Regions from separate parts of the Homo sapiens genome. Here region 2 is linked to region 1. A link is a contact called in ENCODE Hi-C data. All regions are on one chromosome and are shown on one strand. Each heading gives the region's core, a stretch centred on a gene start or an enhancer-like site at or near the end of the contact. The rest is flanking DNA. Distances are from core to core; before and after follow the strand shown.

What was found. Hi-C counts contacts between places; a loop is a spot of excess contacts on that map. Pooled maps may share reads with other maps.
Region 2: a loop to region 1 is called in a map of vagina, with 6 times the contacts of the local background. The contact joins two enhancer-like sites. A Hi-C loop is called at or near these places in 2 of 168 maps with a recorded cell type or tissue (IMR-90 and vagina) and 6 of 50 pooled maps.

The regions. Positions count from the first base shown.
Region 1 is chr10:86,398,638-86,401,545 of GRCh38, forward strand. No RefSeq gene overlaps it. Among named protein-coding and RNA genes, the nearest start is that of GRID1, 33 kb to the left of the region's middle. RefSeq lists enhancers at 1,137-2,130, 1,194-1,243, 1,235-1,529, 1,334-1,383, 2,131-2,908 and silencers at 1,534-1,763, 1,774-1,823, 2,514-2,563, 2,634-2,683, 2,804-2,863. Within about 2 kb of position 1,359, at least 21 of the 41 ENCODE cell types and tissues checked have a DNase peak (open chromatin) inside an H3K27ac peak, as active enhancers do.
Region 2 is chr10:86,916,703-86,919,610 of GRCh38, forward strand. It overlaps BMPR1A (bone morphogenetic protein receptor type 1A), which reads left to right. Exons shown (of 13, transcript NM_004329.3): 9 at 432-624; 10 at 2,470-2,767. Among named protein-coding and RNA genes, the nearest start is that of MMRN2, 39 kb to the right of the region's middle. Within about 2 kb of position 1,498, at least 2 of the 41 ENCODE cell types and tissues checked have a DNase peak (open chromatin) inside an H3K27ac peak, as active enhancers do.

The DNA of each region.
Region 1 (2,908 bases), core at 109-2,608:
GTGTGGAAGAAAAGAAATACAGGTGTAATCAAGAAGTCCTCCACTTAACGTAGTTACATCAGTATAAATTCCCAGTGTATTTTATCATATATGTAATTTACAGCTCCTCCATTGAAAAGACCTAGAAACAAAGATCAACCAAGAAGTGAAGAGGATTCCTAGCACCCCAAACTGGTAAGATGTCTTGTCATTCCAGATAACAAGGAAGTGTTCAAAGGCTACTAGGGTCACATCTAAAGGACCCAAGGATTAACCTGAAGGGCTCCAGCTGCCCAAAGAGGGGACAATTTGTATGTTACTACTGACAGTAACTGCAACGTATTGAAATCCATCTAGCACATTTAAATCCTTGGCATCGTGATGGTATATTTTTTTAACTCTTCATTTTGGGAGGATGACAGGGTAGCAATTCGTCATCTTGAAAACGGATAAATAAATGCAAAGAAACAAGCATTTACCCGCCTTTCCTCTGTGAACGGTTCCACTGGGTAACCAAATAGCAGATGAGGAGAAGAGTCTCTTTATAAAATCAACCCAGATGATAAATGAAAAATAAATTATATAATTAGTATATCACCATTTTCATCCCCCAGTGAATTAATGAATGTAAGCATTGGACATCGTCTCTCCTCAGATCTCAAAAAATAGAGACAACCAGACATTATGTGCCTCCTGACAAAACAGCACTCCACCACCTGGAGTCTCACCAAAAATCTTGAACCTGAGTCTGATCAAGCCTTTGGATCCAGCTGTCAATTTGCAGGAAATGCAGAAAACAGGGAGATGTGTTGAACTGCACCAGGAGAATGCAATCAGTGAAATCCAGACTAGAAATCTCTTCAGATTCTTCCAAGGATACATTGCAAGGAAAAGAAAGTGATGGAGAAAGAAACTACAAATTAAAGAGACTTAAAATATATTAACAAAATGAGCAAGTCTAATTTATAGCCTCTAGAGAGGCGAACTTGGGTGACAACAATTTTTTAAAAACTCGGGTAAGTAATTACTATGAAAGGCAGGAGAGTGGCTACTTTGGGAAGGAGGGAGTCGAGTGAAATCGGGAAGGAGCACGGGTAAGGTATTCTGGGGGAAAGTACTGTTTCTTGGCTTGGGTAGTGGTTACAAAGGTGTTCATTTGATAATAATTCACAAATCTTCACATTTGTGTGGCTTTCTGTGTATTGGCGATTGAATTCAAACTCAGAACTGCTAAGGCCAGCGCCCAAGGCAGCCGACCGCAGAGGCGGGTGGGCAGAGTGGATGAAAAGCAGGCGCTCGGGCCTCCAGGCCTGGCGGGGACAGGAATGTGTTCCGGGCCCCTTGCAGGAGACGCACTGCAGGGGGCGCTGCGGGCACACTGAGACCTCGGAGAGGATCACAGCTCCTGGACCTAGCCCGCGACGCGCCCAGAAGCCTCTATCGCATTCAACTCAGAGCACGACCGCTCGGGAGGAGCGGGCCCATCCAGCCCAGGGGAGGGACCAGGCCGACTTCCGCGCAATGAGCCCTAGGCGGCCGCGCAGCGGTGCAGTGGGCGCGGAGCTGGCAATCAGCGACGACCCGCGGCTGCGGCCCTGCGGGAGCTGCACCATGCGGTCCGGGGCGAGTCGGCTGACACGCGCGCTCACGGCGAGTGGAGCCGGGAATCCAGACCCCAGACGCACGGCCGAGGACCGGCAGAACCCGCTGGATTGGCAGCTCAGGAGCGGGAGGGCGGAGGCGGCGGGCGGGGCCGCTGGAGGCCTGCAATCCCAGCGCATCCCGGGGAAGACCGCCCGCCGGTGTCCGTGTGGCCCCGCGCTCCTGGGGTGGGGCCCGCCTCGTCACCCCGCCCCGTCTGTCTCCTGGTCTCGGCTCGCCGCCGCCTCCGATGAACCTTCTCGGCCTTCCGCCGAGCTCGCCTGAGCGCGCTCCTAACCTGGCTCTGGGCTCCGCCGCTGGTCGCACGGGGATTGTGTCGGCCTCGCCCCCTCCCGCTCCTCCCACACCCTCACCTTCCAGGCGGGGAGGAAGGGCTGCAGCCCCACGGCCGCCGGAACGCCCTCCCGACCCAGGGAGAATCAAGGCCAGGGCTCTCCACCGCCCCTTCCATATCCGGGTCCCCGAGGCGGGCTAGGGTCTGTGGTTTGGGGACAGAAGAGGTCGCGATTGGAGCTGGTGGGCTCCCCTAGGGGAGAGCAGGGAGTTGGAGACGCAGCTCGGCCGAGCTTTCCTTCGCCCACCCACTTTTCGGGTTGGAAGACTGAGGCAGCGGGCATGACTGGGGCCCCGCAGTGCCGGCGCCTCTGGAGGCAGAGAGAGCGCCTGGAAGGCGGCGCCGACGCCGCGGTGCGTCACTCGCCCACCTACTTACCAAAGCAGGTGACACTCGCAAACCCTGGCCCCGCGCCGCCCGCCCCAGGGTGCGGGGGAGAATAAAAAGGGCAGAAGACAGGAGTGGGGCCTAAGGGCGCGCGTGTCCCCCCGACCCCTAGCCTCCTCTCCAGGTGAGCGGCGCGCCCCACCCGGGCCTCCGAGGCCACCGCTGGGTAAAGGGAGCGAAGCCGAGGGGGGCGCCCGTGCTGGCTGGGGTCCGAGACCCGGTTTCCTCCGTGACCCAGCAAGTGTCGAGACGCGCCCAGGGACAGGAGCTGGACTTGGAGTCCACTAGGGGCAATCTCCCGCCCTTCCCGCTGCTCCGTGCCAGGCCCGAGCTTGTCTCGAGCCAGAAGGGCCAGCCTCGGAGGAGGTTACAGCGTCCGGGCGGCCGGACGGGAGCTGACAGCACACCCGTGGCCCTGAGCGGCGACGCGCCCTAGAAAGCCCGTGGGCCCGACCCCGCGGGGGGCCCTCCCCACCCCGCCCGGACGTCCTCCTCACGCCGATCCTTTCCCTCTTTCTTCCCCTTGGACCTCTGTCCTCAACTTTC
Region 2 (2,908 bases), core at 248-2,747, 520 kb after region 1:
TTATGGCCGGGCATGGTGGCTCACGCCTGTAATCCCAGCATTATGGGAGGCCGGGGGTGGGGTGGATCACCTGAGGTCAGGAGTTCAAGACCAGCCTGGTCAACGTGGCTAAACCCCATCTCTACTAAAAATACAAAAAAATTAGCTGGGCATGGTGGCGGGTGTCTGTAATCCCAGCTACTTGGGAGGCTGAGGCAGGAGAATCACTTGAATCTAAAAGGTGAAGGTTGCAGTGAGCCGAGATCGCGCCACTGCACTCCATCCTGGGTGACAGAGCGAGACTCCATCTCAAAAAAAAAAAAGTACATTATAAGTTTTTAACTGGAGTTGGTTGGGTACACCATGCTTTTTGATGAGATGGACTACCCCTTTGCCAGTCTTAATGGGTTTCTTTCATCAAGAGCTCAAACCTTTTACTTTTTTCTATAAAGGTTCAGCGAACTATTGCCAAACAGATTCAGATGGTCCGGCAAGTTGGTAAAGGCCGATATGGAGAAGTATGGATGGGCAAATGGCGTGGCGAAAAAGTGGCGGTGAAAGTATTCTTTACCACTGAAGAAGCCAGCTGGTTTCGAGAAACAGAAATCTACCAAACTGTGCTAATGCGCCATGAAAACATACTTGGTGGGTACACACTGATTCAGTCAATTTCATTTTTGACAAGGCTAGTGAGGTACAGGTGGAAGCCTCCATATGTGCTTTGAAAATGTGTGAGTTCAACTATATACATTTGGCTAAAGGAAACCTAGTAGAATACACGGTTTGAATAAAACATAGTCCGGAATGCCAACCAAGATCTTTCTTTACTAACCAGCTGAAGAAACAGCAGTGAGTTTCAAATGGAAAATAATACTAGTTTATTGGACTTACTCCCATAGTAATGAAAACCCAGTCTTTTATAGATAACTTAAGCAGTGATTTAGGGTAACATTAACATATGTGCCTTTTCCCTTTCATAAGCTCAACAGCCCAACATGCAGTTTCATTGTACGTTCTGTGTTTAATGTGTGTTTCCCCCCATCTCCACATTTACACAATAGCAAAGTAATTTAGGTGTGAGCTGGTCAGTCAGGTACATAAGCCGATCTGGCTATCCTGAGTTTTCTTTTCCCTTCACCTCTTGTTTTCCTCCCTTTAATTTGGAGAGCCCATAGCATGTTGCCAAGCAGGCAATTGTATTAGTTTCCTAGGGCTGCTGTATCAATTACCACAAACTGGGTGGCTTCAACCTCCAAAACGTATTCACTCAGTTTTCGAGGCTAGAAGTTTAAAACCAAGGTGTTGGCAGAGCTGTTGTGTCTCTGAATACTCTAGAGGAGGAGCCTTCCTTGCCTCCTCTGGCTACTGGTTGGTGGCCAGGAATTTTTGGTGTTCCTTGGCTTAGTATAGACAACACTCTAGTCTCCATTTCTGTCATCAGGTGGCCTTCTCCCTGGGTGCCTGGGTCCACATTTCCACCTTACAACATCACCAGCCATTGAATTCGGGCCCACGCTAATCCTGTATGAGTCATCTTAACTTGATTACATCTGCAAAGACCCTCTTTCCAAATAAGGTCACGTTTATAGATGACATGGATTTTAGACATGAATTTTGTCGGGGAGCACTGTTCAGCTCAGTACATAGCACTCACTGACCTTTTTCTGGAGGGAAGAGGGTAGGAGAGAAAGGAAAAGAGCAGGACTGTGGGCCTGGCAGTCAACGAGCCAGACTGAAAAGGCAGCTGTGATGAGTCACTGATGGGCAAATGGGAGTTGGCTTAATTAGGAGCTAACTCTTAGTTGAACATTCTTAATTTTATAAAAGTGTCCACTTTTTGCTTTGAAATTGAGAGCCTTTTCTACTAGAGAATCATGTAGGTTGATAATATTCTCCAGGTTATTTGTATAATATGTCATCTTTTTCTTTTCTTTCCTTTTCTTTTCTTTTTTTTTTTTTTGAGACGGAGTCTCATTCTGTCGCTCAGGCTGGAGTGCAGTGGCGCCATCTTGGCTCACTGCAACCTCTGCCGCCAGGTTCAAGTGATTCTCTTGCCTCAGCCTCCAGAGTAGCCGGGACCACAGGCACTTGCCACCATGCCCAACTAATTTTTGTATTTTTAGTAGAGACGGGGTTTCGCCCTGTTGGCCAGGCTGGTCTCGAGCTCCTGACCTCAAGTGATCCTCCTGCCTTGGCCTCCCAAAGTGATACAGGTGTGAGCCACCACACCCAGCATATATGATCTTTTTCTTAATCCTATTCACTTTCATGATTATTAAGATTATTATAAATTTATTGTAGAAGTACAGATATATGTGTAAATGTAGAAATATAATTTTTAGTAACACATTCACGACTTGGTGTCAGGCGAATTAAAGTTTCACTATCTGCACATGATACCTAAGTTTTTCTCAGTATCCAGAATGAGCATTACTTCTCCCTAGCCTATCTCTGATGATAACTAACCTTTTAAACTCATCAACTGGACAGGTTTCATAGCGGCAGACATTAAAGGTACAGGTTCCTGGACTCAGCTCTATTTGATTACTGATTACCATGAAAATGGATCTCTCTATGACTTCCTGAAATGTGCTACACTGGACACCAGAGCCCTGCTTAAATTGGCTTATTCAGCTGCCTGTGGTCTGTGCCACCTGCACACAGAAATTTATGGCACCCAAGGAAAGCCCGCAATTGCTCATCGAGACCTAAAGAGCAAAAACATCCTCATCAAGAAAAATGGGAGTTGCTGCATTGCTGACCTGGGCCTTGCTGTTAAATTCAACAGGTGAGTGGTTCTTTGCCCCACTGTTTTGAAATTATTTTAATTTCCAAAAGATATTTCCCTATTTGTATTCAAGATAATGGAATTCTAAAAATGTGCATATGCTTGTTTTTAGTTACATAAATGTATAGTTGGGGGGGATTT